Linked DNA regions of Homo sapiens: region 1 is linked to region 2. The links are chromatin loops, found by intact Hi-C in ENCODE. Cell type or tissue: A673. All regions are shown on one strand. Links, peaks and the distances in the headings refer to the core of each region. The heading gives the core; the rest is flanking DNA. Region 1 has its middle 49 kb from the start of GTSCR1. Region 2 overlaps GTSCR1 (Gilles de la Tourette syndrome chromosome region, candidate 1).

Evidence for each region. Hi-C counts contacts between places; a loop is a spot of excess contacts. Peaks named below come from ENCODE experiments on the same cell type or tissue, not always from the same donor. Only the 100,000 strongest peaks of a DNase experiment are listed, where the experiment ranks them.
Region 1: a loop joins it to region 2, with 2.1 times the contacts of the local background. A loop is called at or near these places in 3 of 110 quality-filtered maps.

What each region holds. Positions count from the first base shown.
Region 1 is chr18:70,692,283-70,708,090 of GRCh38, forward strand. No RefSeq gene overlaps it. Among named protein-coding and RNA genes, the nearest start is that of GTSCR1, 49 kb to the left of the region's middle. In A673, for the core only: no CTCF peak of the experiment used is centred there; a DNase peak (open chromatin) is centred at 8,429; H3K27ac peaks cover 3,970 bases.
Region 2 is chr18:70,626,427-70,642,234 of GRCh38, forward strand. GTSCR1 (Gilles de la Tourette syndrome chromosome region, candidate 1) reads right to left here. Exons shown (of 3, transcript NR_160904.1): 3 at 4,093-4,263. Among named protein-coding and RNA genes, the nearest start is that of GTSCR1, 17 kb to the right of the region's middle. In A673, for the core only: no CTCF peak of the experiment used is centred there; no DNase peak of the experiment used is centred there.

The DNA of each region.
Region 1 (15,808 bases), core at 3,801-11,800, 66 kb after region 2:
TGCAACCCTTGCTCCTCTCCAGCGCCTCCCAAGGCTCAGTTTCAATATCATTCCTCTGAAATGTCTCGTGACAAAAACCTCCCTCATTCCTGAAGATGAACTCCTTGAGGGCCAGGAGGCTGTCTTGTGAATTTCTGAAATAATATGTGTGAAGTGCCTAGAATTGAGCCTGGTACAAGGAAGAAACTTCTTTCATTGATGAAATGCCATATCTCTGTCTCTATCTATATCTGTATCTCTATCTCTCTGTCTCTGTCTTTAGCTCTCTCTTTCTCTCTGTCTCTATCTATACTTATACCAAACCATCCACACCATTACTAGAAGGATCCATCTAAAATGTACTTCTCATTACAGCACTTCCCTACTTAAAAATCTCTCAAGTATCTCTTCAAAGCCTAGAGGATAAAATTGGGAGTCCTCAGTTTTTCTGGAAGGCCTGTGTGATCTGATTCTTGCTTAACTCTCCACTCACTGCTCTATAAGGACCTGACCCAGATATCTCAAACTTTTGGCAGCTCTCTGGATGTGCCTCTCTTTATATACCGGGGATATACTTGGGCATATGCCATTCTCAATATCTGTTCACCGTTTTTCTCATTCTACATATAATCCAGACATCAGCTCTGAGAAGGAGGTTCTAGGCATTTAATCTGTATTATCTCATTTCATTTTCATCACTACGGGATGGGATAGTTATTACTGTAATTTCCAATTTCCAGTAGTTGAGGAAACTGAGGCACAAAAGTTTAAAATCAGCCTAGGGTCATATAACACTTTTTCCCCCAGATATTTAAAATTTTAAAGGCAGTGGCTGTGCCCTGTTAAAAATTAATAATTAAACTTTATGTAACTAACATATTTGTTAGATAAATGAAAACTCTAAGCCAAGTGGGTTGTCTGACAGCAGCTCCATCCTCACAATTTTGTATAAAGTCAATGAGCATTGCTGCTGTGTAAACTTTACACCCGACTTGCCAGAATGTGTCACGGTTGCAAAGCCTCCACTGCCCTTCTTCAGTCTGTTCCCAGTTTTGTGAATCCAAAGGTAGCCTAAGCACAAAATGGTGTCAGGTTTCAGCTCTGAAATTTCCAACCATATGGACTCTACATGCACGTAGAGTCTTCCTGGGGGGCGACTGCTTCCTGTTATCTCTTAGAGACTAGCAGCATGATTAATCCACGTGATATCAGTTGAACACAAAGAAAAAAATGCATGGCAGAGAGTCTTGTTAAAAGAACTGCATGCTGAGTTGAAAGAACTAAGTGCACAGCCATGCATGATACTAACTTTATTTGTATAAACTTATACTTTTGTCAGATATTTGAGACTCTGGATCATCATCCACAAAGCGGATGTAAATTCCTTCTGCAATAGGCTCACAATTTTGTGGTGAGGTTGGGTGAGATGCACTTACAAGCTAGTCCTGGGATTTGAACATCGACATGGGTAGGAAGAAGCATCTCTAGGTGAATTCAGCAACACTTAATGTTCTAAAAATGATTCACTGAATGATGAACTTGTCAAATGGCCCAATCACCACATTTACAAAATTTACTGACTTAACAAAAAGTTATTTATAATAGCTTTAACAAGATTGTTACTAACTTAAAAACAATGTTTTAACAGCTTTAATAAGAATATTCAGTTTACTAAATGCGAAATGCACTTCTCTATTCTTGGCAAATCAGTAAATTGGTGAATTCAGCAAATTAGTCCTACTGCTGAGAAAATTCTTCTAACACCAGCAGGTTTGTGAATTTAAGCTCCAGGAGGATATGGAACACGTGTAAGTTGTTGAATGTTGTTTTCTTAATGCTCAGCAGTGTGCCTAAAACATAATTAATAGAATAAATCTTCATCGAATAAATTAATAAATGGGTCTGCATATGAGATTGTGGATGACTGCTGTGCAGAAACAGACTATAAAGAGAGCATCAATTATGCCAATCTTCAGGCCTATAAAAATTTTGGTTAGCATTACCATTTTATTATATTTATAAGGTTATAATTATTTATAAGTTTGCATTTAAACATACTAGAATTAGGTGAGAGATGGCTCCTTGGAAGTTTATAAGAAAATGTAAACACAGGTTTCTAAGTTTAAGTAAATTTAGCAATGAATAATAGATTATTAAATAGGGGTTTCAATTCAGCACAAATATTTACCTAGAAAACTAGTAACTATTTTGAAATTTAAAAAAAAAGCCCACACACTTTCATATACATATTTAATCAGCCAGCATCATGGTTTAATCAGTAGCTGGTTGGACGTCAAAAAGAGAAAACAAATTTTATTTATGTGTTCCATAATTAGTCTCATTTTGATGTGAAGGACTGAATTGTTGATCAGACTTCTTAAAATCACCATATTCCATGTGATTGTAATTGATGACACAGTTAGCTTCATTACCAAGACAAATTGTGAGCATTCTGAATAGTGCTTTATTTTGGATAATAAAGGGTTGTTTCAACCTAAAGAAAGCACTGTAGTTGAATGATACAATACCAAGTTGACTTTTAAGGTCTAACCTAGCCATGAAACATGAGAATTATCATTTCTTTTTTACAACCTCTAGTGAATTCAGATATACTTTATCAAATTGCCTAGTTTAGACAATGAGATATTTTATTGTGACAACTAAGAATAGATACATGGTTGTCTTCCTATTCTTAGATGCAGGACTTCATGCTTAATAAAAGTCCGTCTCCTTTAATTCAGTCTGTATACTTTCCTGATTTTGATGTGTCATGAACAATTATGTATTTCTTTGAGGATAAAGATAAGCCAAAGCTATGAAAGGAAATATGTTTGGAGTATGAATGAGGTAAATATAATGATGGAAACAGAAGCTAAAGGATGAGAACTACCAAGAAAAGTAGATGTATATTCATTACCATATATGCTGTTATTTCTTATGCATATTCATCTATTTGGATACTCCTCAATTTTTAAATGTGGATCTGGTCTCGAAGTTTTCATTTAAAAAATCTTGCTCCTTGGCATTGTAGGTCCAAGGCTTGACTCCTACCGTATAATAACAGTGTTAAAATCTCACTGAAATTATGCTAACTACATGAGTTTAACCACTGTATATTTAGCACATCTTTACCATTCACTCACTGAGACTATATATAGTATATGCTATATAGTATGTATTAGATACAGTGTGAAAATATATAAACCTATAATATATAAATTATTACATAATTACACATTAATCATATCTATTATTTATTACATACTATATATACATATACAGGTATGTCTAAATATATGTATATAAACTCAATGTAATTTAAGTATAAGTTCTGTAGTTTCATTAATGAATCCTCACATTTAATAATAAAGTAAATTGCACACTCACAAAAAGAGCTTAATGTGTTGGTGGATGGGGATATCTTTGGTTCCAGGTGTTCTTTAGGTGCTTATTATTTTTAGGAAGCAGACTGCAGCTGAAATTCTCTGAATTAATTTTATTCTGACTCCTCTTCTCTCCCAGGTATAAAATGGAGAGAGCTTTTCTTGAGGTGCCAATCACTTTGTGTTGTACACATAAGGCAGAAAGGCATTTCTGTGGCTCTTCAATCACAGTCCTTTCTGGGGAGGTCTGCTTTGAAAAAATCACTTTTTTTTCAACTTTTATTTTAGATTCAGGGGGCACACATGCAGGTGTGTTACCTGGGTATATTGCATGATGCTGAGGTTTGAGGTACAAATCACCCCATCTCCCAGGTACTCAGCATAGTACCTGAGTTTTTCAACCCATGCCTTCCTTACTCCCTCCCCATCTGTAGTCTGCAGTATCTATTATTCCCATGTTTTTGTCCATGGGTACTAAACGTTTAGCTACCCCTTATATGTGAGAACATGTGGTATTTGGTTTTCTGTTTCTGCATTAGTTTGCTTGGAGTGATGGCCTCCAGATGCATCCATGGTACTGCAAAGAACATGATTCCATTATTTTTTATGGCTTCATAGTATTCCATGGTGTATATGTACCACATTTGTTTTATCCAGTCCACCATTGGTGGGCACTGATAAGGTTTGGCTGTGTCCTCACCCAAATCTCGTCTTGAATTGTAGTTCCCATAATCCTCACATGTTGTGGGAGGGACCTGGTGGGATGTACTTGAATCATTGGCTAGTTTCCCCCATGCTATTCTTATGATAGTGAGCAAGTTCTCACAAGATCTGGTGGTTTTATTAAGGGCTTTCCCCTTCGCTCAGCTCTCATTCTCCTTCCTTCCGCCATGTGAAGAAGGACGTGTTTGCTTCCCCTTCTGCCATGATATTAAGTTTTCTGAGGCCTCTCCAGCCATTTGGAACTGTGAGTCAGTTAAACCTCTTTCCTTTATAAATTACACAGTCTCAAGTATGTCCTTATAGCAGTGTGAGAATGGACTAATACAGGCACCTAGGTTGATTCATGTCTTTTCTATTGTGAATAGTGCCGCAAAGAACATGCAAGTGCATGTGTCTTTTTGGTAGAATGATTTGTTTTCTTTTTGATGTATACCTAGTAATAGAATTGCTGGGTCAAAAGTAGTTCTGTTTGAAGTTCTTTGAGAAATTTCCAAACCACTTTCCACAGTGGCTAAACTAATTTACATTCCCACCAATAGTGTGTAAGCATTCCCTTTTCTCAACAGCCTGGACAGCATCTATTGTTTGATTTTTTTTTTTTTTTTTTGAGACGGAGTCTTGCTCTGTCACTTAGGCTGGAGTGCAGTAATATGATCTCGGCTCACTGCAACCTCTGCCTCTCAGGTTCAAGTGATTCTTCTGCCTCAGACTCCTGAGTAGCTGGGATTACAGGCACCTGCGACAACACCCAGCTAATTTTTGTGTTTTTAGTAGAGATGGGGTTTCACCATATTGGCCAGGCTGGTCTCGAACTCCTGACATTGTGATCCACCTGCCTCGGCCTCCCAAAGTGCTGGGATTACAGGCGTGAGCCACCACGCCCAGCCTGAATTTTTAATAATAGCCATTCTGACTGGTGAGAGATGGTATCTCATTGTGGTTTGATTTGCAGTTCTCTGATAATTAGTGATGTGGAGCATTTTTTCATATGTTTGTTGGCTGCTTGTATGACTTCTTTTGAGAAGTGTCTGTTCATGTCTTTTGCTCATATTTTAATGGGGTTATTGGTTTATTGCTTGTCAAATTATTTGTTTATTATAGATTCTGGATATTTGATCTTTGTGAGATGCATAGTTTGTGAATAGTTTGTGAATATTTTTTTCATTCTGTAGGTTGTTTACTTTATTGATAGCTTCTTTTGCTGTGCAGAAGCTCATTAGTTTTTTGTTTTGTTTTGTTTTTGTTGTTGTTGTTTTTAGACTGAGTTTTACTCTATCACCAGGCCGGAGTGCAGTGGCACAGTCTTGGCTCACTGCAGCTTTCACCTACCGGGTTCAAGCGGTTCTTCTGCCTCAGCCTCCTGAATAGTTGGGACTACAGATGCCCGCCACCAGGCCCAGCTAATTTTTGTATTTTTAATAGAGACAGGGTTTCACCATGTTGGCCAGGTTGGTCTTGAACTTCTGACCTTGTGATCTGCCCACCTCGGCCTCCCAAAGTGCTGGGATTACAGGCGTGAACCACAGTGCCTGACCGAAGCTCTTTAGTTTTATTAGTTCCCACTTGTCAATTTTTGTTTTTGCTGCAATTGTTTTTGAGGCCTTAGTCATAAATGGAAGAATCAATTTAAAAAATTATCCACAGAAACCCTGAAGATTCTGTTGGCTTCGGGATGTGTGTACCTTTTAATCTTGATGTCACATCTTAGCTCTTGGTGCAAACTTTATATGATAATTTGACAAGGTTATTTTTTTCACCTATTTAATTTTATGTGTGGTGAACTGTGTTCTTTCAAAGAAAACAACTAATTGAATAGGTTGAGATCAGACAGACTAAAATCTTCATTTTTATTTCTAGTAGACACTAGTAGATCAGCCTTGGTATTATACAATCATGTATTGCCTAATGACCGGGATGAGTTCTGAGAAATGTTTCATAGAGAGCACTTACACAAACCTAGATGGTATAGCTTATTACACATCTAGGCTTTATGATATAGCCTACTGCTCCTAGGCTACAAACCTGTACAGTATGTTACTGTACTGGATACTGTAGGCAATTGTAACACAATAGTAAATATTTGTGTATCTGAGCATATCTAAACCTAGAAAAGGAATTTTTCAGCTCCATGATAATCTTATGGGGTACTGTTCTATATGCAGCCCATCATTAAGTAAAACGTCGTTATGCGGCACATGTCTGTATATTTATACGTATGTCTCACTTTAGCTCATTTTAGCTTCCTGAGAAAACTAATCTGTTTTTTTAATGCCAACTTGCACATTAACCTTGAAGATGTCTTTAAGGAGTGGCAATTCTGAGTGTTAAGTTGTCAAAGTGTGGCATAATGGTTAAGAATGACAGTTCTTAAGTACAATGCCCGAGTTCACGCTCTCCACTAACTAGCTCTGTGACCTTGGGAAAGTTAATGATTGTCTTTGTGGCTCAATTTTCTAACCTGCAAAATAGGGATTACATCAAAATGGATTTTAAAATGTTTAGAGTCCCTGGGATATCAGTATAAGTTCAGTGTCAGCTACTACTACTGCTGCTCTAGTACTACTATAATTATGCTGTTATTATGACTATCATAATCATCACCATCACAATTGGCATAATGATTTAGCCAGAATTAATTTTGCTTTTCAAGGCTGTATTTATTACAATGCTTTGCAACCCTAACAGCAAATAAGAATCAACCCAGGGAAAGTTCCAAATACAGCGGTAGCTGGATCCCATCCCCAGAACAATTAAAGCAGATATTCTGAAAGTGGAAAATGGATGTTGGTTTCAAATGTGCATCTAGCATGGAGAACACCTGATCCATAGGAAACTTAGCCTCACAGCCCCTACTTTTAGCTTCAGTGTGCTTTGTTTTCTCTTTGCCTCAACAACAAATTCATAACTACACCTCTGCAGTTTTTATCTAATCTTAAAATCTAAGGTTTCAAGATACCTTTGTTTAATACTTTATCTGTTTTTCTGAAAGATATACATTTAAAATCCTTTAAAAACTCAAATTTATCCCAGACCTACCTGGAGCCTAATTTACTCCTCCACCATCTGGGTGATTCATGGTTCATGAACTAAAAACTCTTTTGCCAGCCTCTGAGTTTGTTTGCTTTTGTTCCTTCTTCTGTGTTCACACTGCCTCGTTCCAGCTCTAGATCATCCCAACCTGTTTCCTCCATACCTTACTTTTCTCCAATTTAGAAAATCACAAATGTATGACCTCCGGTCACCTACTGAGATGACAGGTTTCCAGTTGATTCTTTAGTGTTTTTTGAGGACAGATGACTTTCTTATTTTCCTAGTTGCCACTGAAGATTCATCATTCGGTCTGGCTGCCGCATCCTCCTCAAAAAACACACTCCAAGAAAAAAACTACTACTCATGCTCTTTCTCCTGCTATTAAGAAAATAATAATAGCAATAATAATAATAGTAAAAATGTGAAAACTTAATATGTGCTAAGCACAATTGTACTATATTCCATGTAACCTGTCATTATAAAAAATCGTTAGTACATAATATGTGTACATGTTTATGGTGTATATGTGATATTTTGATACAAGCTTACAATGTGTAATGATCAAATTAGGGTAATTGGGATATGCATCACCTCAAACATTTATCATTTCTTTGTGTTGGGAACATCCCAAATCTTTTCTTCTAGCTACTTTGAAAAAAACAAAACATTACTGTTAACCATATTCACCCTGTTGTTCTGCATAATACTGGAACTTATTTTTTTAATCTGTCTGTATCTTTGTACCTGTTAACCAGCTTCTCTCCATCTCCCCTTCCATTTCCCTTCCCACCCTCTGGTAAGCATCATTCTACCCACTACCTCCATGAGTTCTACATTTTTAGCTCCCACATATGTGTGAGAATATGTGATATTTGTCTTTATCTTTCTGAGCCTGGCTTATTTCATTTAACATAATGAACTCCAGTTACATCCATGTTGATGCAAATGACAGGATTTCCTTTTTTTATGGCTGAATAGTACTCCATTGTGTATATGTGCCAAATTTTCTTTATCCATTCATCTGCTGATGGACACTTAGGTTTACTCCATATCTTGGCTATTGTGAGTAGTGCTGCCATAAATGTGGGGGTGCAGGTATCCCTTCACTAATTTACTTTCTGTTGGCAAAATACCCAGTAGTGGGATTGCTGGATCATATGATAGTTCCACTTTTAGTTTCCTGAGGAACTCACATACTGTGTTCCAAAATGGGTTTACTAATTTACATTCTCTTCTTTGCATCCTTGCCAGCATCTGTTACTTTTTGTCTTTTTGATAATAGCCTTTCTAACTGGGGTAAGATGATGTCTTATTCTGGGTTTGATTTGCATTTCCCTGATGACTAGTGATGTTGAGCATTTTTTAATATGTCTGTTGGCCATTTGTATGACTTCTTTTAGAAATGTCTATTTGTATTCTCTAACTTAATTTTCACTAAAAACTGTGAGATAGATACTATTATTATTCCTTTTCTCAAAGAAGGAAACCAAGGCACAGCAAGAGCTTCCTCCTCACAGTATGCATTATTACAATGGTTAGAAATAAAACTTAATCTCTGGCAACTGTTCCCTCATTCTCTGTTTTATTGGAAGGTGCCCCTTTCCCGGCCCAGATCTTAACCTGAATTCTGTTGTTTTTTTGTTTGTTTCTTTGTTTGTTTGTTTTGATATGGAGTCTCACTCTGTCACTCAGGCTGGAGTGCAGTGGCAGAATCTCGGCTCACTGCAACCTCTGCCTCCTGGGTTTAAGCGATTTTCCTGTCTCAGCCTCCTGAGTAGCTGGGATTATAGGTGTGTGCCACCACGCCTGACTAATTTTTGTATTTTTAGTAGAGACGGGGTTTTTCCATGTTGGCCAGGCTGGTCTCAAACTCCTGACCTCAGGTGATCCACCCACCTCAGCCTCCCAAAGTGCTTGAATTACAGGTGTGAGCCACCACACCTAGCCTTAACCTGTGTTCTTAATATCAACTGCTCTTTCATACTCAAGAATATTGTCTCTGCTCTCATTTTCTTCTTCCTGACTCTTGACATCCTCTGTCTGCAAATTCCACTATGCTTCTTTCTCTTCAGAGCCACACTCTGCCAAGCATGTGCCATGCTTCCTGGGCTATTTTTTCACTGAATCACTATGTAATCTGGATATTTCTTTTTTTGCCACGTGTCTACTAAAACTATTCATTCTATGTTTGCCAGTCTTTAAATTGCCATATCTAATGGACGCCTTTCCTTCTTTCTTATTTTATCTTTCAGAGTATCTGATGCTGCTGGAATCTTCTTTCTTGTGAATTGCCTCCTCTATTGACTTACAAGTCAACACACTTCTGGTGTTGCTCCTTCATGTATATCAGCATCTTCTCTTTCGCTCATGGACTTTCCTCCCGCAGCTTGCTCCTCAAGTGCTAATGTTCCCTAGAATTACTGTGTTGGTTCTTTATATACTCTGCCTGAGAAATCTCACCCACTGATGATGGAACAGTCAATATTTAATTCAAATTTATTACTCTTGATTTATCTCACTACTGACAACTGAATGAAGGTACCCTGCAAGTACCTGTAGCCTGAACTCCCCACATCCCATATCCTCTGCCCAATCTGTTCCAGCCTTGTGGGGAATGATGCTACTAGTCACCATATCCTACTAGTCCTACTAGTTGCCATGTCAGCAACAGCTATTCTTCTGTTTTCTTTATTTCCAACGAGACTCAGTCACCAGGTTCTGTCAGCTTTCTTCTTCCTGCCTATCCCATTGCCTTAACTCAGTTGAGACACATCTGATTATTATGTGATAATCTTTGCCTATCTCTACTTCCCACCACACCACCGCATGCACAGTATGCCCCGGCTTAGCTCACCAACGTCCGGGTCTCAGTATCATTCCATGTAATTGCACTTCACTGTAATCTATTTTTCTGGTTACATCTACTTATCTTTTAGGATACTTCATATATACCCTCATCCAAGAAGCTGTTCCTGATTCCTGTGTGTTGAATTAAATGCTCATCCCTTATGTTGCATATCTTTCTGAGAATACCTCTAAAATAGAAGTTATCACACTTATTACAAAGAAAACGTTTGGTTTACTTGCCTGTTGCCCCCTCTAAACTCTATGCTTTTGGAGGGCATAGCTGTCATTGATTATTTCTGTATCTCCAGCACATCCTACAATATGCTGCCAGAATAAATGTTGCATAAATGCTATCTGAATGATTAAATGAATTTTAAGTGATCACTTAACTAAAGGGAAAATACCAGATTAAACTCATTTTCACTACAACTATAAAGTGTTGGGCGGCAGGCCTTGGAATACATTTTCTGAGCTAGGAAATGCCTTGTGATATTTATAGATGTGCATCCTGCATCATGACAAGACTGATATTTTTTCTGCCTTTAAGCTTGTTTTATTTCTGAGTTGGACTTTGCATACACTCAGAGTGGTGAGATTATATGGATATGGAGGTTGGCAAAGGAATGAGAATCTCTCACATTCCTTAATAACCTCCCTCTAACCTCAGGATTTTTTTTTCAGCCTCCCTATGTGCCAGCTAATCATAGTCAATGAATCCAAGTTAGAAGACCCTTTAGAGATCATGTACTCCAACACTATTATTTCATATGTGAGGAAACTGAGTCCCACTGTATTGGCTTCCTAGGGCTGCCATAAGCAATTACCCCCATACATGATGACTTAAAACCACAGAAATTTATTCTCTCATAGTTCTCTAGGCCAGAATTCCAAGATCAAGATGTTGTCAAGAGATCAAGATGAAGGCTGCAGGAAAGAGTTCTTCCTTGCCTCTTCCAGCTTTTCATGGCTCTGGTTTTTGCTTGGCTTAGGGCTGTACCACATCAATCTCTGCCTCTGTCTTTCCATGGCCTTCTTCCCAGTGTTTCTCTAAGATGTCTCCTCCTCTATCTTTTATAAGGACACATGTCATTGAATTTAGAACCCACCCTAAATTCAGGAAGATCTCATTATGAGATTCTTTATTTTTTAATTAATTAATTTTTTTATTATTACACTTTAAGTTCTAGGGTACACGTGCACAATGTGCAAGTTTGTTACAAATGTATACATGTGCCATGTTGGTGTGCTGCACCCATTAACTCATCATTAGGTATATCTCCTAATGCTATCCCTCCCCCCTCCCCCCACCTCACAACAGGCCCCAGGGTGTGATGTCCCCCTTCCTGTGTCCAAGTGTTCTCATTGTTCAATTCCCACCTATGAGTGAGAACATGTGATGTTTGGTTTTTTGTCCTTGCGATAGTTTGCTGAGAATGATTCTTAACTGAGTCACATTTCCAAAAAACAACCTTTTCCCAAATAACGTCACAATCTGAGGTGCTGTGTACACAGATCTTTTGAGGTCCACCATTTCAACCCACTACAACCACCTCTCCAAAGGCCCAGAACTAGGTAGTGGTATAGTTGCATTAGACTCAGTTTCCAGTACCCAAGTTGAGGACAGCTGAAAATTGCCCTGCACACTGCACCGTAAGATGTGCTCTGGCAAAGGGGAGGAGTGTAGTTGATCTCATATTGGCAAGACCTCAGCTGTGATTCATTTTAATTATTCACTAATATATGTGTTCTGAAATACACTGCTATGATCTGAATGTTGTGCCCCTGTACTCCCATTCATATGTTGAAATCTAATTACAAATGTGATGATATTAAGAGATGGAGCCTTTGGGAAGTAATTAGATTATGAAGCTGGAACCCACATGAATGGGATTAGTTTCCTTGTAAAGGAGGCCTCAGAAAGCTGCCCTGTCCTCTCCAGACACTGAATTTACCTTGATCTTGGACTTCCCACCCTTTAGAGCTGTGAGAAATATATTTCTATTATTTATAAGCCACTCAGTTGATAGTAGTTCATCATAGCAGCCTAAGCAGACTGAGACACACACAGAATTGGAAAAAGAGAAGTGTGTAATGAAAGTTGTTGAGATTCTGTCCTGACTGATGCTCCTAAATCCTTTCTATACTATTTGGCCCAATTATCTTTGTAGATATATTTCCCCCCAGGAAAGAATCAATAGATACTCTGCTCTGTTTCAATTTCTTCCCGTATTACTTATATGTTTTCTTTCTATCTATAAAAAAATAAGATTGGGTTTTCTGAAATATATTTTTTATTCCTGTGAGAATCAGTTTTTCTACACCACAGACACAAATCAGAACTAATTCACAGCAGATGTGAGCATTCATAAGGAGAAGTATGTTTTATATTTCCTGCATGAAAGTATAGTGAAGGTTCAGGACATGCGTGAAGGCCCATTGTGTTGAAGTAAGGGTGTTTCTTCTATGTTCCTCCCCACTTTTCAGGTGAGGAACTAAAGTTCAAATCAATCAGAAAGATAACTGAGCAGATGTGTATCTGGTCAGGGATCTGGGTCCTGATCTCTGTGTTGCCAAAGTATATACTCTTTCCTACATCTTCTTTACATTAATACATCCTGATTTGTTGTAATAACTAGACAGAAGTAGAAATAACAGCACAACGTATATGCAACTGGTGGCAGCAACAATCTATCAGAATGGTCAATAATGATCATATCAGCTTTGGTACAGAGTTGCACCTGTGTACACCTTGGGTTGGAGCCTCAGGGTCAGGAAGGCAACAAAAATGGATCTAGACAGGAGCCATGACAGTCTCTGCAGTAACCAGTCTCAGCTGAGTGTTCACCAGTACACGTGTGAGGAAGGATGGAAAGTTAATCCTGCTGCACAGTTTTTTATATTGGGTTCTTTTCTATGCATTTGCTTACTTAATTGAATATCTATTAAACAAATTGTAACCTTTCTGCAGTTCCATCAATCTTGGTTCTTCTAAATAATCATGTTCCTGGCTTTATAAATACTCAAGCCATAAGAATTTGCTACTAAAAGGGTAGCCTGAAAAGGGGAAGGCAACCAAAATAGGTGTTACTCACCTAGCGCACTGAATGCTTGATAAAGCGCAAAGTTGCAGAAGCAACTATTGTACTAAGGATTTCATTTGTACTTCCTTCTATATTATTTTAAAAAGAATTAGAGACTGTTTTGTTTATCTTGTTAGTCAAAATTACATAAACCTTTAAATTTGCAGTTTGTAAATGCTATGACAAATTCAAATATAAATCTTAGTCTAGTAATAATTCTTTAATGTATTTTTCATAATTCTATTACAAAAAAGAGATAGGTAAAAATAACAAATACTATAATTATGTTGAATTATTACAAAGACTGTTATGTCCTAATACTGCTTATTCTCTTCATATCCAAATTATGTAATAAAATGATTGCGTTCTGTGTTATGAAACTGTGAACTCTTTGAGAACTGTAAACTTAACAAGTTTCCTCAAATAACTTTGACTCTTTCAGACAGGCCCTCCAAGAGCATCTGTTGAATTAATGTTGTAGCAAATGGGAAGGTAAAATGTGCTTGCGTGTGTTAATGACATGTTATTATTGTCTTCCCTGCAGAGAAATTGTAATGAGCAGTTGCACCTATTGGCTGGTGGTTGCTGGAATGCATGCTGCCTGCCCCAAGTCTGGCTGTCTTCTATTTTCATATCTGGACCTCTTTCTGTTTCCTATTGTCTGAGTCTGACCTCTGGTTTTAAAATCAATCCCTGACCACTAGCTCAATATTTCAGATCAAAATAGCTCTGCCAATTGTTCTCTAATCTTATACTTTAGCTCTAAGTCCTTCCTTCCTTCCTTCCTTCCTTCCTTCCTTCCTTCCTTCCTTCCTTCCTTCCTTCCTTCTTTCCTTCCTTCCTTCCATCCATCCATCCATCCATCAGTACATATTAGTTAAGAGGTTACTGGGTGATACTTTGGCTAGATGTTAGAGAAGCAAGACAAATAAAACTTTTCTCATGGAGTTTACAATCGAGTGGGCAAGATCAGATCAGACATTGACTGTGGAACAGTAAGGATAAAGAGTGTTAAAAATGTGGACCTGCAGGATGTTGTGGGAGTGCAACACAGTAGGAGCTTGCCTTACCTGACGTTTCAGGACAGCAATCTCTGGAGAAATGATATTCCAGAAACCTGATGTATGTGTTGGATACAGCCAAAGTAAAGATAAGGGCTAGTGTGTTTTAGCCAGAGTAATGCATGGACAGGCACTGATATTGCCTGGGTATGTTTGACGAACAGAAAATAGACCAGCATGACTGAAGGGCAGAGACCTAGGGGGCTCAGGGATAGGGGGAGTTACTGCTTGTAGAAACGGTTTAGGGCTTGGCAATAAGAAATCTTTGAATAATTTTAAGGTGAGAAGAGGCATGGTCAGTGAGGCAGATGCTGTCTCTTTGTCCAGCTCTAAGCTCACATGCAGCTGAGATGGACTATTTCCAGACTCACTGGCCACTTCCAATTTCAAGCACCCTCATCCCTCAGCCTTCCTACCTGAGAGTTTTCTTTTGGTGCCAGCACATCTTGCTCAGCTGTCACGCGAGCTATAGCAAGTATTAGGCATTTGAAGTCATGACCATCGGTTTTCAGCAAAAAATGAGTTAGCAGAATTTTTCTTCCTTCAGTGGGAAAATTCTGAGAAATTTTGACATGGTCCTTCAGAATGCCCTAGGGGGATTAAGCCTCTGTTGTGATCAGAGTCACCTGTTTATTAGCTTCTCCATTTCTCTGGCCTACTTCCTCTACTGTTTCACTTGTGCTTCTTGGATAATATCCTAAATAAACTACCTGCACGGAAGTCCTTATCTCAGGATTTTCTATTTAAGGAACTCAAACTAAGAGGGATAATACCAGAAGTTATATTAAAAAGCAGATTCTAAGAATGGGGTTCCAATTGGAGGACTCACTGGTCATATAGCAACAAAAACTATTGCTAGTGATGGCGAGTGGGGGTAGTGATAATCCCTGGAGCTTGGAGCATCATATTTACTCAGTCTCCCCTGTGGTGAATTGGGTTGAGGTAAAGATTGAAGCTGAACCATTAACTTATGCAACAACTTTTATACTTGAACACATATGGGAGCAATGCTAATTATATGGGTTGTGGAGTTGTCTGGCATGTGTTCACATCTCTAGAATCCTTGATGAAAGAAAATAACAGGCTCAGATCCATAACTATCATCCAGGGCACACTTTAAGAACTGGAAAATGTTCTGTAGCCACAGGACAGACTATATTAAAAAAATATAACAGGAGACGAAAATGTAAAAGAAGATGGAATGCACAATCTGGTAGGTCTCTTATGCAAAAATCAGGGTCCTAATACTTCATTATTCTCAGAGTCCTAATACTTTATTATAATCTATTACTTTAAGATATTAGGGAGCTCAGTTTTGTAACGGAATCTCTCCTTAATAATATTTGGTTCTTAAGATTCTGAGACCTAGAATGGGAACTTTTGAGGGGGGATGCACGGTAATATTAAGGCCCCAAAGTCTTATGAGCTCTCTGGATAGGCACAAGTGGCTTCCTTGCCCTTGTTAAAGGTTAAATGTCCACTAGAGTGAAACTCCACAAATAATGGTGCTCCCATTCCTCAGTGAGACCATTCTATATATATATATTTTTTTGAGACAGAGTTTTGCTCTTGTTGACCAGGCTGGGGTGCAATGGTGCAATCTCGGCTCACTGCAACCTCCGCCTCCTGGGTTCAAATGATTCTCTTGCCTCAGCCTCCCAAGTAGCTGGGATTACAGGCGAGTGCCACCACACCTTGCTGATTT
Region 2 (15,808 bases), core at 3,726-11,725:
TGAACTTGGTTTCTAAACCGTTTGACATGCTGTTTTCCTTTGGTCTTCTTGTTTCCCACCTGGGGTTAGTCTTTTCACTGTGTGTAGTGGTTCTCTTTTAATCTTGCAGTTCATCAATTCGGTGGAAATTTGAATTTTATAATTATTACAGATTGGGACACAAATCAAAAGTAGGCCAAAAGTGAGAACCTTTCTAACTTTTTCCTTGGGCTCAAGCAATTCTCCCACCTCAGCCTCACAAGTACCTGAGACTACAGGCGTGTACTACCATGCCTGGTTAATTTTAAAATTTTTTAAATAGAGATGGGGTCTCTCTATGTCGTTCAGGTTAGTGTTGACCTCCTGGCCTCAAGTGATCCTCCGGATTCAGCCCCCTGAGTTGCCAGGATTACAGGTGTGAGCCACTGTGCTCAGCTCTCTAATTTTTAAAAATCGTTTACTTACAGTGTCTCCTTGCTCCAAGAAGAACTATATATTCTCCTGATCCCCTTTGACTGCACAAGGACCCAGTAGTAACAATTGTCACCCAGTGCTCTCCCCTTTAGCATTCTGAACTCTGAAAATTTATAAACAAGCTGCCTTCTAACAACACCTGTCCAGTTCCTGCTTTGCTGAGTGATAGCAAGTCAATACCTTTTAAATTGGTTCAGCATGAATAATACTAAGTCACACATTTTAGAAAACGCATTGTAGAGAATGACACCTTAAGCTAAAATAATGATTTTAGTTAAAGAAAATCCAGGCCTCTTGGCTGTGGGAATAAACTAAGTCTTAGTATTCCAAATCAGAGCACATCACTTTTACTTGCAAGTGGCTACCTCATTATGAAGCCCCTTGTGGACAAATGTGGGTTTGTGTAAGATGAGTTGTTTAGCCTTTTATCTTTTTGTGACCGCTAAGTTGAATATAATAGCATTTTGGCTCCTATTACTGGCAAAATAGTCAATGTTTGCTCCAGGAAGTTGAACATTTCAATGATAAACATCCCAACAGTTGAATTATAAATTGGTAGCCTGCCTGGTGTGGTTGATAAGCCAGCTGGCTTATCTTGAGCCCATGACATTTGATTGTCTTTTGCCTTCCTTTGAACAAGTTATCTCTTAGCCATCTGTCTTATAAAGTGAAAATAAATAGCTGCGATTCAATCTTGCACTGTAATGTATTGTTTTTCTCAGCAAGTCATCATGAAACTCATGAATGATATACGGGTAAACACAGCATAAACACAGGTCATGGTGTCTGATATGACCTTTAAGATGTTAAACTTAGAGGTGATTTATGGAGACTGAATAGTACATCGTATTAACTTTTCATTGCTCAGCACCTTAAATATCCTCTTGGCTAACAAGTGAAGTGGTTTCTGTTCATTGCACCTGAATTTTCCTCCACAGCCCCGGAGCTTGCTTTGAAGGAGAACAAGAGCCCTGTGCGGATGAAGAGAGATGAATTGAATAGTAAGGCAAGAGCAGACTGTGGGATGGGAGATTTCATTGGGTCGCTCATTTACTTGTTCTGTACAGTTGTTCCTACAGAAGACAGAATGAAAGGGCACTCCTGTGTCAGATAACCATGCTTGAGCTTCACGTTTCAGGCAGGAAGCAATGGATATATGTCCCTGAAATCAATTCAATTGATTATTTGCTAAGTTTTCATGAATACTAAAAAGGAAAGGTCGGCTGACATAAAAAATGCAGTGCAATGGTTCCCTCAGGGGCTGGGCACTGGTGAGGTCTGCATTATTGCTTTTTGATCTTCCATTTATCCTTTTCTGAATATGAATAAAATATACTTTGAGATTTAGTTTAAAATTAAGGAAAATTAATGATCCCCTTTGAAAATCAGTCTCTGCTATGCTATTAGTCTTTAAGAAAGTTAAGAAACCTTTCAAACTTTAATTTAATTAGGAGTCTACCACTCCCTCTCTCTTTCTCACTCTTAAATTGTATAGATTTTTCCAGGGGGAAACACCCTGATTTTCATTGCATTGTTTTCAGCATGCACTTTGTAGGTGTAGCTCAGTGGGCAACTTCAGCAAAGTCTCAGGATAAAAAATCAATGTGCAAAAATCACAAGCATTCTTATACACCAATAACAGACAAACAGAGAGCCAAATCATGAGTGAACTCCCATTCACAATTGCTTCAAAGAGAATAAAATACCTAGGAATCCAACTTACAAGGGATGTGAAGGACCTCTTCAAGGAGAACTACAAACCACTGCTCAACGAAATAAAAGAGGACACAAACAAATGGAAGAACATTCCATGCTCATGGATAGGAAGAATCAATATCGTGAAAATGGCCATACTGCCCGAGGTAATTTATAGATTCAACGCCATCCCCATCAGGACACCAATGACTTTGTTCACAGAATTGGAAAAAACTACTTTAAAGTTCATATGGAACCGAAAAAGAGCCCGCATTGCCAAGACAATCCTAAGCCAAAAGAACAAAGCTGGAGGCATCACGCTACCTGACTTCAAACTATACTACAAGGCTACAGTAACCAAAACACATAGTACTGGTACCAAAACAGAGATGTAGACCAATGGAACAGAACAGAGCCCTCAGAAATAATACCACACATCTACACCCATCTGATCTTTGACAAACCTGACAAAAACAAGAAATGGAGAAAGAATCCCCTATTTAATAAATGGTGCTGGGAAAACTTGCTAGCCATATGTAGAAAGCTGAAACTGGATCCCTTCCTTATACCTTATACAAAAATTAACTCAAAATGGATTAAAGACTTACATGTTAGACCTAAAACCATAAAAACCCTAGAAGAAAACCTAGGCAATACCATTCAGGATATAGGCACGGGCAAGGACTTCATGTCTAAAACACCAAAAGCAATGGCAACAAAAGCCAAAATTGACAAATGGGATCTAATTAAACTAAAGGGCTTCTGCACAGCAAAAGAAACTACCATCAGAGTGAACAGGCAACCTACAGAATGGGAGAAAATTTTTGCAATCTACTCATCTGACAAAGGGCTAATATCCAGAATCTACACAGAACTCAAACAAATTTACAAGAAAAAAACAAACAACCCCATCAAAAAGTGGGCGAAGGATATGAACAGACACTTCTCAAAAGAAGACATTTATGCAGCCAACAGACACATGAAAAAATGCTCATCATCACTGGCCATCAGAGAAATGCAAATCAAAACCACAGTGAGACATCATCTTACACCAGTTAGAATGGCGATCATTAAAAAGTCAGGAAACAACAGGTGCTGGAGAGGATGTGGAGAAATAGGAACACTTTAACACTGTTGGTGGGACTGTAAACTAGTTCAGCCATTGTGGAAGACAGTGTGGTGATTCCTCAAGGATCTAGAACTAGAAATATCACTTGACCCAGCCATCCCATTACTGGGTATCTACCCAAAGGATTATGAATCATGCTGCTATAAAGACACATGCACACGTATGTTTATTGCGGCATTATTCACGATAGCAAAGACTTGGAAGCAACCCAAATGTCCGTCAGTGATAGACTGGATCAAGCAAATGTGGCACATCTACACCATGGAATACTATGCAGCCATAAAAAAGGATGAGTTCATGTCCTTTGTAGGGACATGGATGAAGCTGGCAACCATTATTCTGAGCAAACTATCGCAAGGACAAAACACCAAACACCGCATGTTCTCACTCATAGGTGGGAATTGAACAATGAGAACACTTGGATACAGTAAGGGGAACTTCACACACTGGGGCCTGTTGTGGGGTGGGGGGAATGGGGAGAGATAGCATTAGGAGATATACCTAATGTTAAATGATGAGTTAATGGGTGCAGCACAGCAACATGTATACATATATGCAACAAACCTGCACGTCATGCACATGTACCCTAGAACTTAAAGTATAATAAAAAAAATAAAAAATAAAATAAAAATAAAAAGTATGCCTCTGTCATTGACAGGAAGACGAGCAAGGATAAATTACTTAACCTCGGGTTTTTTTCATTAGTAAAGTAGAGATATTAACGTGTGCCTAACTTCGGTTTAAACACAACACTTAAATTTGGGTCATTGCAAGAATGAAAGGAGTATGTGAAATCACTGTAGAACATTGTAGAATCCTGTGTAAAGCAGTTATTTTTATTCATTAGTCCATAATATCACTGACCATAGAGATGGTAGTGATGTCTTTCTATCCTGATTTGTCTCTCTTCACTGGTACTGATGGATGGGGCCAAGCTTGCAGTAGATGAGTTCTTCACTGTGTTTCTTACCTGGATTTTGAAGATCCTGAAATACAGAAATATTGTTTAGAAACAATAAACATTTTCTCTGGGTCTAATACTTTTTTTTTACATGAATGTACTTACATCACTGAGGGGAAGTTATTGCCAGTCCTGAACATTCTAGAAAGAAGGTCAGTAAAACTCAGTGATTAAGAAAGTTTTGAAAACCTTTCCCTATAGCCAAATTGGCTTGTCACTGCCTTCTGAAATATAAGATGTGCATGTCATTTCTGCTTTTGTTCCTAACAGTTATCATTTCTCTTTTTATTTTGTATAGAATGTCTTCCCTCTCTAGTCTTTCCTTTGTTTAGAACCCAATTAAGTGCACTTTTTCTAAAAATAGACTTTTTTGATTACTTTGGCTGTCCAGTAAACACCATTCTTAAAAAGTCTTTGGTGAATGTGTAATTTACTGATTTGTATTTTTATTTACCATAATATGTGTGTATCATTTGCCTCTTAAGGTCAATTGTGAATTCTTTGGGGGAAGGAAAATGCATTGTACTCAACTGTTAGAAAATAATACTAGAATTTTATGATGACAGGATGATTAGATGAATAAGAAGGGCTACCCTAGTAAGTACTATTTGGGAGCAAACAAAGTTAATTGGCCAGAAAGAGTTTAAAACATTTATTTAATGGAAAAAAGTTTTCAAAATCAATTTAAAGCTTGATGAATTTGAAATTAAGGAGGCAAAGTATTGACTTGGAAACCGCTGATGTATGACCAAGAGTGTTTAAAGGAAGAAGACAAAAATTTAAGTTTCATATTTAGAAAAGGAAAAATTGAGGGTAAAATTAGACCCATGAAGAGAAATCTGGTGGGTCTCTTTTAGTTGTCTTGCCTTCTATAGTCAATGCAACATAACTGTTGTATTTTTCACATAGAAAAATGAATGTAGAACCTATATCTCTTGCAAACCACATCCTGATCTTTACAAATCGATCTGCTTCCTATACCAAAATGTTCTCCTTTTTGATGGCAGCATTTGAAGTGATTGTGTGAGGTCCTGGGAAAGAAAGAAATGCACAATTGTTGCATTATTTTATTTCATATTTAAATAGGTAGTCATCTTCTTATTTTCTTACCTCTTCTAACCAAAGTCAAAATACACAGAAAGTTGAATATACAGTTTTTGAAAAGAACAGTTGCTATTAAGATTGGCAGCTTCTGTTCTGAATGTTCTTAACAGGACTAATTCTTGCTTAGCATGTTCTTAGTCTTCCAAGTTTTTCAGACAATACTAAGACAATTTGCTTTTTCATGATAGAGATAAGTGTTACATAAAAATGAAGTTATTGTTGTTGTCCATTCTCTGTTCTTTTAATATTATCTTACTGGTTTAGGTTGACTTGTGATTTTCTTTCCCAGTGGAATTTTCCATTAGATTGCATTTAGAAACAATACGGGTTCTTAGACTCCAGTCAAAAATGTTCACTGCTCATGGCCACTTGTCTTCAGGCCATAAGGAAAACACAAATTGACTGCATAGACCATGAAACAATGTTCAATCACATCGGCTTTTGTAGGCTCACAGTTTAAAGAATCCTTCTTGGCCAAATTTGATAAAATGAAAGGCTTTTTACTCATAGAATCTTCGTGGCTACTTAACTCAGCTTTAGGATGCTGCGTTGGTAACAACTCACTTGCATTTATAATTTAAATGTAGTGACATAGAAAGCAGACTTTCAAATATCTGAATGTGGTTTTACAATCAAATTCTTCATCCCCATAACCTGTGGTATGTGATCATCCTGGCCCACCTTCACCAAGAATCCTATGAAGTCAGTTTAGCCAGAATTCCCATTACATCTGATGTTTCCTCTCAGTAATTTTCCATCCACTGACCTCACCCTCCTCCTTGGCTATAAATCTCCACTTGTCCATGCTATATTTGAATTGAACCTGGTTTTCTTTCTCCTTTGCAATTGTTCCTGAATAGAATCTGTGTTCACAATTTTAACCTTAACCTCTGTCTAGTTCTGGTTTTCTTTGCCAGGCAGGATTTCTATTTCTAGGATCTCTACATAGTGTATAAACTTGAAACAATAATTGTGGGGTTTTTTTTTTGTACTTCTTTCTTTCCATCTGTGAAAAAAAAATTAATAACTTTATACCCGAATTTTCTCTGAGAATAAGTGTAATATTTACAGGGCCTGTAGTATAAGACAGAGGCATAGTAAGGAAGAGTAAAGAGAATGGTGAACAAGAATTTATATTCCAGTGGTGATTAATTTGTCATACTTGGGATGTGTCATTATTTGCTAAGTTATGTAAGTCAAATTATTTCCTATACATTTTTTTTATCTTTTGTAGTAAAATCTAAATATTTTATGGTGAGAGAAGACCAAAAACTCTAAACGCCGTGGCATTAGGGGCCCAGTTTATTTTGGTTAATTTTTGCATCCTTATAGCATCCAGCCCAGCAGCAGATAGATACAGAGCAGGTGATAAGCAAATATTTCTTTTTTTCCAAATATTTATTGATTAAGCAAGTGAATAAAAGTGAAATGAACGTTCTATTCTATAAGTAATTTTTTAAAAACCTGGCTAAACTGAACTCTTGAAAAGGAGGCTAATTCAAACACTTGGTCATTTCTACTATTGTTTTAAGTAGAAAAAGCACAAACAAGTATCTAACTGAGCACCAAAGAAAAGAGCTAACAGCTTGAACAAACTTGCAAAGGAGTTGATACTCACATGTGTGCACAGGGACATTCCTAACACCTCGTTTGACTGTTCCACACAATTTTATTTCACTGGTAACAGTTTACTGAAGAAACGGAGACAAACTTACATTAACAGAACGCTTCTCTGAGCTTGATGAAAGCATATTAACCAGACAGATAATAGCAACTTCTAGGAGCTTAGTTGCTTCCTAACTCCTGCATAATAGAGACCTAAAGGTGAAGGTGAGAGTTTTATTTAACTATGACTATCACAGCCCACTCAGGGATACAGAATGATCACTTCCTTCATTCTATCATTGCTTTAACTTAACAGATACCATCATTTTTCTGGCCAGTGAAAAATGTTTATTGTGTTCATCTTTTTATCTAGATTGGTGCTTCCCAGTAGAATTTTCGGTGCTGATAGCAATGTTCTACTGTCTCTATTATCCAACACTGTGGCCATAAGCCACGTGTGGCTTTTGAGCCTTGGAAGTGTGGCCAGTGCAACTGAGGAACTTGATTTTTAATTTAACTAATTTGAATTTAAATTAAATAGCCATATTGGCTAGTGGCTCCCATATTGGACGGGGTAGCTTCGGACTGTAGCACCAGTGTTCTGTGGTGGTATCTGGCTTTGAGCCAGATAGAGTCAGGGTTTGAACCCAGTCCTGCTATAATATTTACAAGTTATAGGAATTTTGCCACATTCCAAGGGATGACTACACACACACACACACACACACACACCTCCGTACAGCCTAAGTAGACTTACCAAGGAGTCAATGTATAAAATATGTGTCTACAATAGTTACTGATGTATATTAGGCCAACAATGATCCTCAAAGTCCCCTCACTTTCTGGATATATTATAGATAATAATTACAGTTTCTTAAGGAATTACTTTGGGCCAAACACTCTGCTGATCACCTTCCATACTTTAAGGTTAAGCAAAGTGACCAAGGCAGCAAGTGATGAAGCCTAGATTTAAGCCCAAGGCTGAATCCAAAACCTATATGTTTATATATCATATATATGGGGTAATAATACATATAGTACATAATATATAATATATATACATTATAAAATATATAATTATATTTATTAAAAATATTTTTCATATATTATAAAATATGTTTATAATATATTTTAAATATATAATACATAATTATATATAATATACATAATATGTGTGTGTATATATATGTGTGTGTGTGTATATATATATATATATATATATATATATAAAATGTATTACCCCAACTTTGCCTTTTAGCTTCCTGAGTGTGGGACGAATGGCTTATCCTTCCTCCTTGGCAGAGCACTTTGAATTTGACAGGAGCTCAACATATGTGGGTTTATCATTGGCTTATTTTGTACAGAAGGCATTGATGAATAAGAAGGAAGATAGCATGTTGGGGGTGGCAATTCACTCCCTAGAGAGTATCAGTACAACAGTGTCTCCTTTTCACTTGTTTCAGAAGCTCAAAGAACTCAAGAGCACTGTGTGATAGGCTGCTTTTACAGAGGAGTATAAGAAGATTAGAACCTAGATTTCAATGTCTCCTGCAATGATTCACAGCAACTTGGCCAGAGACCAGTATGTAGATCTTATCCAAGACAAGCCTCAGGACATATTTCGGCATATCAACTTGCAAAAAACCCATTTCTGAGTGCTAACATCATCGTGTGTTGTCTTTTGCTACATAATTTTATTCTTATTTTGTTAAAAGACAAAATATATTTTTGATTATTTTTCTTGTCACTCTTTGATTCCTGGTATAATAATAGCAGGGGCCCTGAATCACAGAATGAGGCCTAAAGACTGACAGTTGCAGCAGAATGGGGAAATTGGTTATGCTCTGTCAGAAGAAGCATCTCATGTGATGCTGGGAGGCAGGGGCATAGTTTCACGATCATCTCTGCCAAGGTAGGCAGGAAGCTCATGTGGACTGATTCTAGCCATTGGCTCCAGCTTAGCATGGGCTTCCTGTTAAGTAGGGACAGCAATATTAACACTAGACAATGCACAAAGTATGAGGATAATGTAAGACAGATAGGTCTGTTCCTTGCAGATGGTAGGTAAGTCTTTGACTCCGCACCAGGGAAGAATGAACTTGGGTTAAGAGCTCATAACAGCTGCCACTCTGGGCCCTGGTCAGCTCTTTAGGCTCAGATAGAAGCCCCCACACATGTCTAGCTGAGTAAGAACACTCTCTTTGATAAGAACAATTTTAAAAGGGGCAAATAGAACCATATTAGGGTTCTATTTTTATCTTATTTCTCAATGCCATGACACTGTTCTGAATGCTGGATGCTTTATTGACATGAGACTGAAAAGGGAGACTCTTCTGGTGCTGACAACAAGGTGTGACTCTCAGAAACTGGCCATTCCTCAGTAGGCATGTGGCCCTGCTCTCAAAGTTGCATCAGTAAGAACGGCTCAAGATCAATTTTTCTGAAAACCTAGTCATTATTTTTTGGCAGGCAGTCTCTAAATATAATTGGCTTATCACTAAAATCCTATGTAGCAGGTTAACTCATTTAGTTACTTGGGATTACATTTTGTATTCAATTTATCTTGGAGGTACACCAAGAAGTTACCTTCACTAAAATTAGATGTCCTTTGACTGCAATCTGGAAAGAAGTTTTAAATGGTTTAAATGGGCATTTTATAACACCTGCTTTAAAAATTCTCTAGTATAAAATACTTATTTATAAGCTCTATAATGCAAAACTTTGAGACCTTTGGTTTCAGTGGATCTGATATTGCTGTTGAGATACTTGACCTTTTCTGCCAACCTTTCCTTTACCTACCTGATGGACAAGTTTCAGAGCTTTCTATTAAAGCATAAATCCAAAACTTTTATTAAGGGATTAAAATCCTAGTCTTTTTGTTTGTGCACAAAATAAATCAATCTGTCTTTAATTAGTGCTGTAGATTATCTGCAAATGCTTTCCAAAGAGCTTTAACTCTTAGCTGTAGGATATCTTAGCTTAGATATCAGGTTAGAACATCTCTTCAAGATTACTTGAAGTGCATGTGACAATCTATTCTTATTTTTCTAAATTTTAGAACTCTGGAATCAAGTTAGACCACTAGAAAACCACATATTTAGAGAATCAGACAATAGTTTTGGCCTGTTTGTTTGTTTGTTTGTTTGTTTTTTGGAGACAAGAGTCTCGCTCTGCCCCCCAGCTGGAGTGTGGTAGCACCATCTTGGCTCACTGAAACTTCTGCCTCCCGAGTTCAAGCAATTCTCATGCCTCGGCCTCCCCAGTAGCTGGGATTACAGGTGCCCACCACCATGCCCAGCTAATTTTTGTATTTTTAGTAGAGATGGGATTTCACCATGTTGGCCAAGCTGGTCTCGAACTCCTGACCTCTGGTGATCCACCCTCCTCAGCCTCCCCAGTGTGCTGAGATTACAGGCATGAGCCACTGCACCCATCCTGTTTTTTTTTTTTAACTACATGTACATATTTTCTTCAGTGTTATGCATGTGACCATGTCAAGGGATGTTGTCAGAGAAATGCTATTAGGACATTTTTTTGTAGGGCCGAGGTTGTGGATTTTGTGTTCCATACACACAGTGAGACCTTCATGGGGATTCCCAGCATAAATGTAGTCCTCCCTTCTCATCTGCACTTTCACATTTTGTGGTTTCAGCTTCCCGAGGCCAACTGATGTCCAACAATATTAAGTAGAAAATTCCAGAAATAAACAATTCATACATTTTTAAATTCCCTGTTGATTTTGGGTAGTGTGGTGAAATATGCTGTCCTGCTCCATCCCACCTGGGACATGAGTCATCCTTTTGTTCAGTGTATCCTCAATGTAGATATTACCTCCCCCTGTTAGTCACTTAGTAGCTGTCTTCTTTATTGTATTGAAAAAAAATGGTGTGTAAAGAGTTCAGTGTTATCCAAAGTTTTAGTCATTCACTGAGGGACTTGGAACATATTCCCTATGGAAAATGTGTTGTGCAATTCTTTTTATGAAAGAATGCTGTGTTTCCTAATTCTTGATTCCTAAGGAAAACTAAATTTTTCCTGAACATTTTTTTTCTTTTGGCCGTTCATCTTTTTTAATTTTAATTTTTAATTTTTATGGGTACATAGTAGGTGTACATATTTATGGGATACATTATATATAATATATATAAACATTATATATATTTATTGACAAGGTCTCACTCTGTCACCCAGCTGAAGTGCAGTGGTGCTATCCTGGCTCACAGCAGGATAGTGACCTGTCAGGCTCAAGGAATCCTTCTGCCCCAGCCTCTCAAGTAGCTGGGACTACAGACACTATGCCTGGTAAATTAAAAAAAAATTATAGAGATGGGGGTCTTGCCATGTTGCCCAGACTGGTCTCAAACTCCTAGCCTCAAGTGATCCTCCTGCCTCGGCCTCCCAAAGTGCTAGGATTACAGAAGTTAGTCACCATGCTTGGCCTACATGAGATATTTTAATACAGGTATCCAACATATAATATTCATATCAAGGCAAATGGGGTATATATCACCGAAAGCATGTATCATGTCTTTGTGTTACAAACATCCCAATTATGCACATTTATTTAAAAATGTACAAAAAATTATTATTGACTATAGACCCTGTTGTGCTATCTAATACTAGATTTTAATCATTCTATCATACTTTTGTACCCATTAACCATCCCCACTTTCCTGCTCCCATCCCCATCACCCTTCCCAGCCTCTGTTAACCATTATTCTACTTTCTATCTCCACGAGTTCAATTGTTTTAATTTTTAGCTCCCACAAATGAGTGAGAACATGCAGTTTGTCTTCCTGTGCCCAACATATTTCATTTAACATAATGACCTCCAGTTCCATCTATGTGGTTGCAAATGACAGGATCTCATTTTTTTTTAATGGCTGAATCGTACTCCATTGTGTATATGTACCACATTTTCTTGATCCATTCATTCACTGATGGATACTTAGGTTGATTCCAAATGTTGGCTATTGGGAATAGTGCCGCAGTAAACATGGGAGGGCAGATATCTTTTAGATATGCTGATTTCCTTTCTTTTGGGTATGCACCTAGCAGTGAAATTGCTGGCCCATATAGTAGTTCTATTATTAGTTTTTTGAGGTACTTGTACTAATTTATATTACCATCAGCAGTCTACAAGGGTTCCCTTTTCTCTACATCCTCGCCAGCATTGGTTATTTACTGTGTTTTGAATAAAAGCCATTTTAACTGGGTTGAGATGATACCCCATTGTAGTTTTGATTTGCATTTCTCTGGTGATCAATGATGTTGAGTGCCTTTTCATATACCTGTTTTCCATTTGTATGTCTTTTGAGAAATGTGTATTCAGATATTTGGTCCATTTTTAAATTGGATTATTGAATTTTTTCCTGTTGGGTTATTTGAGCTCCTCATATATTCTGGTTATTAATTCCTTGTCAGATGAATAGTTTGCAAATATTTTTCTCCTATACTTCGGGTTGTCTCTTCACTTTGTTGATTATTTCATTTGCTACTGTAGAAGCTTTTTAACTTGATGTGATCCTATTTGTTCATTTTTGCTTTGGTTGCTTATGCTTGTGGGGTATTACTCAAGAAATCTTTGTCCAGACCAATCCTGGAGAGTTTCCCCAATGTTTTCTTGTAGTAGTTTCATAGTTTGAGGTCTTAGATTTAAGTATTTAATGGATTTTGATTTGATTTTTGTATGTGGATAGAGATAGGGATCTAGTTTCATTCTTCTGCATATGAATATCCAATTTTCCTAGCACTATTTATTGGAGAGACTCTTTCCCCAATGTATATTCTTGGCACCGTTGTCAAAAATGAGTTCATTGTAAAGGTATGGATTTCCTGCTAGGATCTCTATTTTGTTCCATTGATATATGTGTCTGTTTTTATACCAGTACCATGCTATTTTGGTTATCATAACTCTGTAGTATAATTTGAAGTCAGGTAATGTGATTTCTCCAGTGATGTTCTTTTTGCTCAGGTTGGCTTTGGCTATTCTGGGTCTTCTGGGGTTCCATATAAATTTTAAGATAGTTTTCCTATTTCTGTGAAGAATATCATTGGTATTTTGATAGGAATTGCATTTACTCTGTAGATTTTTGGGGTAGGGATAATATGGATATTTTAACAATATTGATTCTTCCAATCCATAAACATGGAATATCTTTCTATATATTTGTGTGTCCTTTTCAATCTCTTGCATTAATGTTTTATAGTTTTCATTGCAGAGATCTTTCACCTATTTGGTTAAATTTATGCCTAGGTATTTTATTTTATTTGTAGCTGTCATAAATGGGATTACTTTCTTGATTTCTTTTTCATATTGTTCACTGTTGGCACAGAGAAGTGTTACTGATTTTTGTATGTTGACTTTGTATACTGCAACTTTACTGAATTTGTGAATAAATTCTAATAGTTTTTGGTGGAGTCTTTGGGTTTTTCCAAATACAAGGTTGTATCATCTGTAAGTAAGGATAATTTGACTTCTTCCTTTCTGGTTTGGATGCACTTTATTTCTTTCTCTTGTCTGATTACTCTAGCTAGGATTTCTAGTATTATGTTGAATAACAGTGGTGAAAGTGGGCATCCTTGTCATGTTCCAGATACTAGAGAAAAAGTTTTCAGTTTTCCCCCATCCAGTATGATACTAGCTGTGGATCTGTCATATGTAACTTTTATTTTGTTGAGGTATATTTCTTCTATACACAGTTTTTTGAGGGTTTTCCACCATTAATTTTTTTAAGTCATTACTCCCCAGACTGTGTTCTGCAGTCTTTTTCTAAGCAGACTGGTAAGTGGCACATGGAAAAAGTTTCTGGCCCCTTTATATGGTAATCATCATATTAACGGCTGTGTGTGATTGAACAGTTAAGAAGAAACAAACATTAACTTTATTTAAATCCTGAATTTGCCAATATTTCTTACATCATGTGTGTGGTATGTGGGCATTTCAATTATGATCTGACAGAACAGCATTAAGCAGATACCAGTTTGTGAAATGCTGCTACAGTTTCATGATTTTCCTCTTTACTTTGTTTTGGTTGCCAAGAGGCTCAGAGAGAAATTGGCAAAATTTTAGACTTAAATTCCCCAGCCTGTGACCTGGACAAGGTAGCCATAGACATCTTGGTAAAATTTCAAATTCCACACCATCCCACCTGCTTTGTGAATTGTGGCAGAGCTGTTTCTGCTGGGTCCCTGTCCCCACGAGAATGCAGGGCATCATGATTCCTCTTTCTCAACAATCACGATAGCAGGCTTTGCTTAGTTTTTCTCATTTATCTTAACTATGTATCTCTTTCTATTCTGGGCATTTTACTGACTTATGTTTTACTTTCAGTTCAGTTCTTCCAATGACCTGCAGTGAATACAGGTCCATAGACTTATCAACCAATCTCATATTTACTTGTTTCTAAAGCTTTAATATCTAGTCTCTTCCAATGAGCCCTACTCAGTGGATTTTCAATATATACTTTATAATATCATCTTTTTATGACTTTTATTTCTATCATCTTATTTTCCTTCCTTCATCTTTTTTCTTCAAATTTCTGACTTATTTATTATCTCATTTTCTTATACATATCTCTGAAATCTGGCTCAAGTCCTTCATGTAATGAGATGATGGTATAAATAACTAATTATTTTTCATAATTAATTAAAAATAAATAGGTTGTTTCCCTTCTAATACCTGAAGGGATATAGTCAGATGGAAGTGGGGATGATGCCATGGCAGGGATATTAGTGGGAGTGTTGCCAGATCATTTTGGAGAATGGGAGGTGTTAGGTAGAGCTGGGTAAGCATGAGGCTCTTTGAGGCCCTGAGCAGCATGGAATAAAACAGTGTTTCCTGGTCTGACTGACCCTAGCAGAAATCTCAGCTTTGTGCCTGACCAGTTGTCCCGTCTGGGTCACAGCCATGCAAGAGAAACCTTGGACATGCTGGTGTTGTCGTCTCAGGATAAGGTGTCAGCTCCCTCCCAAGTGTGTGATTTGGAATCCTGATGTGCAGCAGCACGTAGGACAAAGCGCCTGCCACCACAGACTGTGCCCCTCACTGCTCTCGGCTGCACTCACAGCACTGACTCCAGCTACTCTGCAATATTTTGGGAGAAATTACTTGTGTGCTTACTTCATTGGTCAAAATTCCTTCCAATTGAAATTGAGTGACCTACAATCATCTTTTTTTGCTTCCTGGATATTCTGGAGTGGCACAATAGAGTGCATTGAGAACAAATGTTTAATTATTGAACAGGGCCCTGCCTCTGAACTGTTTGACTAAAAGAAATACCACAGACATATTTCTGACCCTGATGCCTCCAACTTTGTTTTATGCCTTGATTTGTCAACATCCATTTGTCTTTTTCAAAACCGAAGTAGAGAATTTCATAAAAATTTTATTTGTCTTGCATTGGAATGAACACACCTCATTTATTTGGTTGAAGTTGTCTCCTTTTCCCAGTTTTATTCCTCCTAACATCACTACCAATTGAATACTTCAGAAACATCTCTTTTACATAGGTTACAGCATAAAACCCTTTAATGACTCCTGTTACCTATAGGTTAAAATCTAAACACATTATTATTTTGGATTTCCAAGTCTCCAAAGTTTGGGTCCAGTTTTTATTTTTAGCCTTATTTTTGATTAGTACTCCTTTCACAAAACATTTGCTCCAATCACACTAATGTTTTCATTTGTTGCTTTAAGTTTTTGCCTTGAATGTGTTCCAATACAGGTCCTTAATGTACATAAATAATATAAATACTAGTAGAAGTAGTGAAGATAATGGTGACCACATTGAAATGTTTGAATCACGTACTTTTTTTTTTCCTGTGTTTCAACTAGTTGTCATTTGTCTTCTTTCTACACA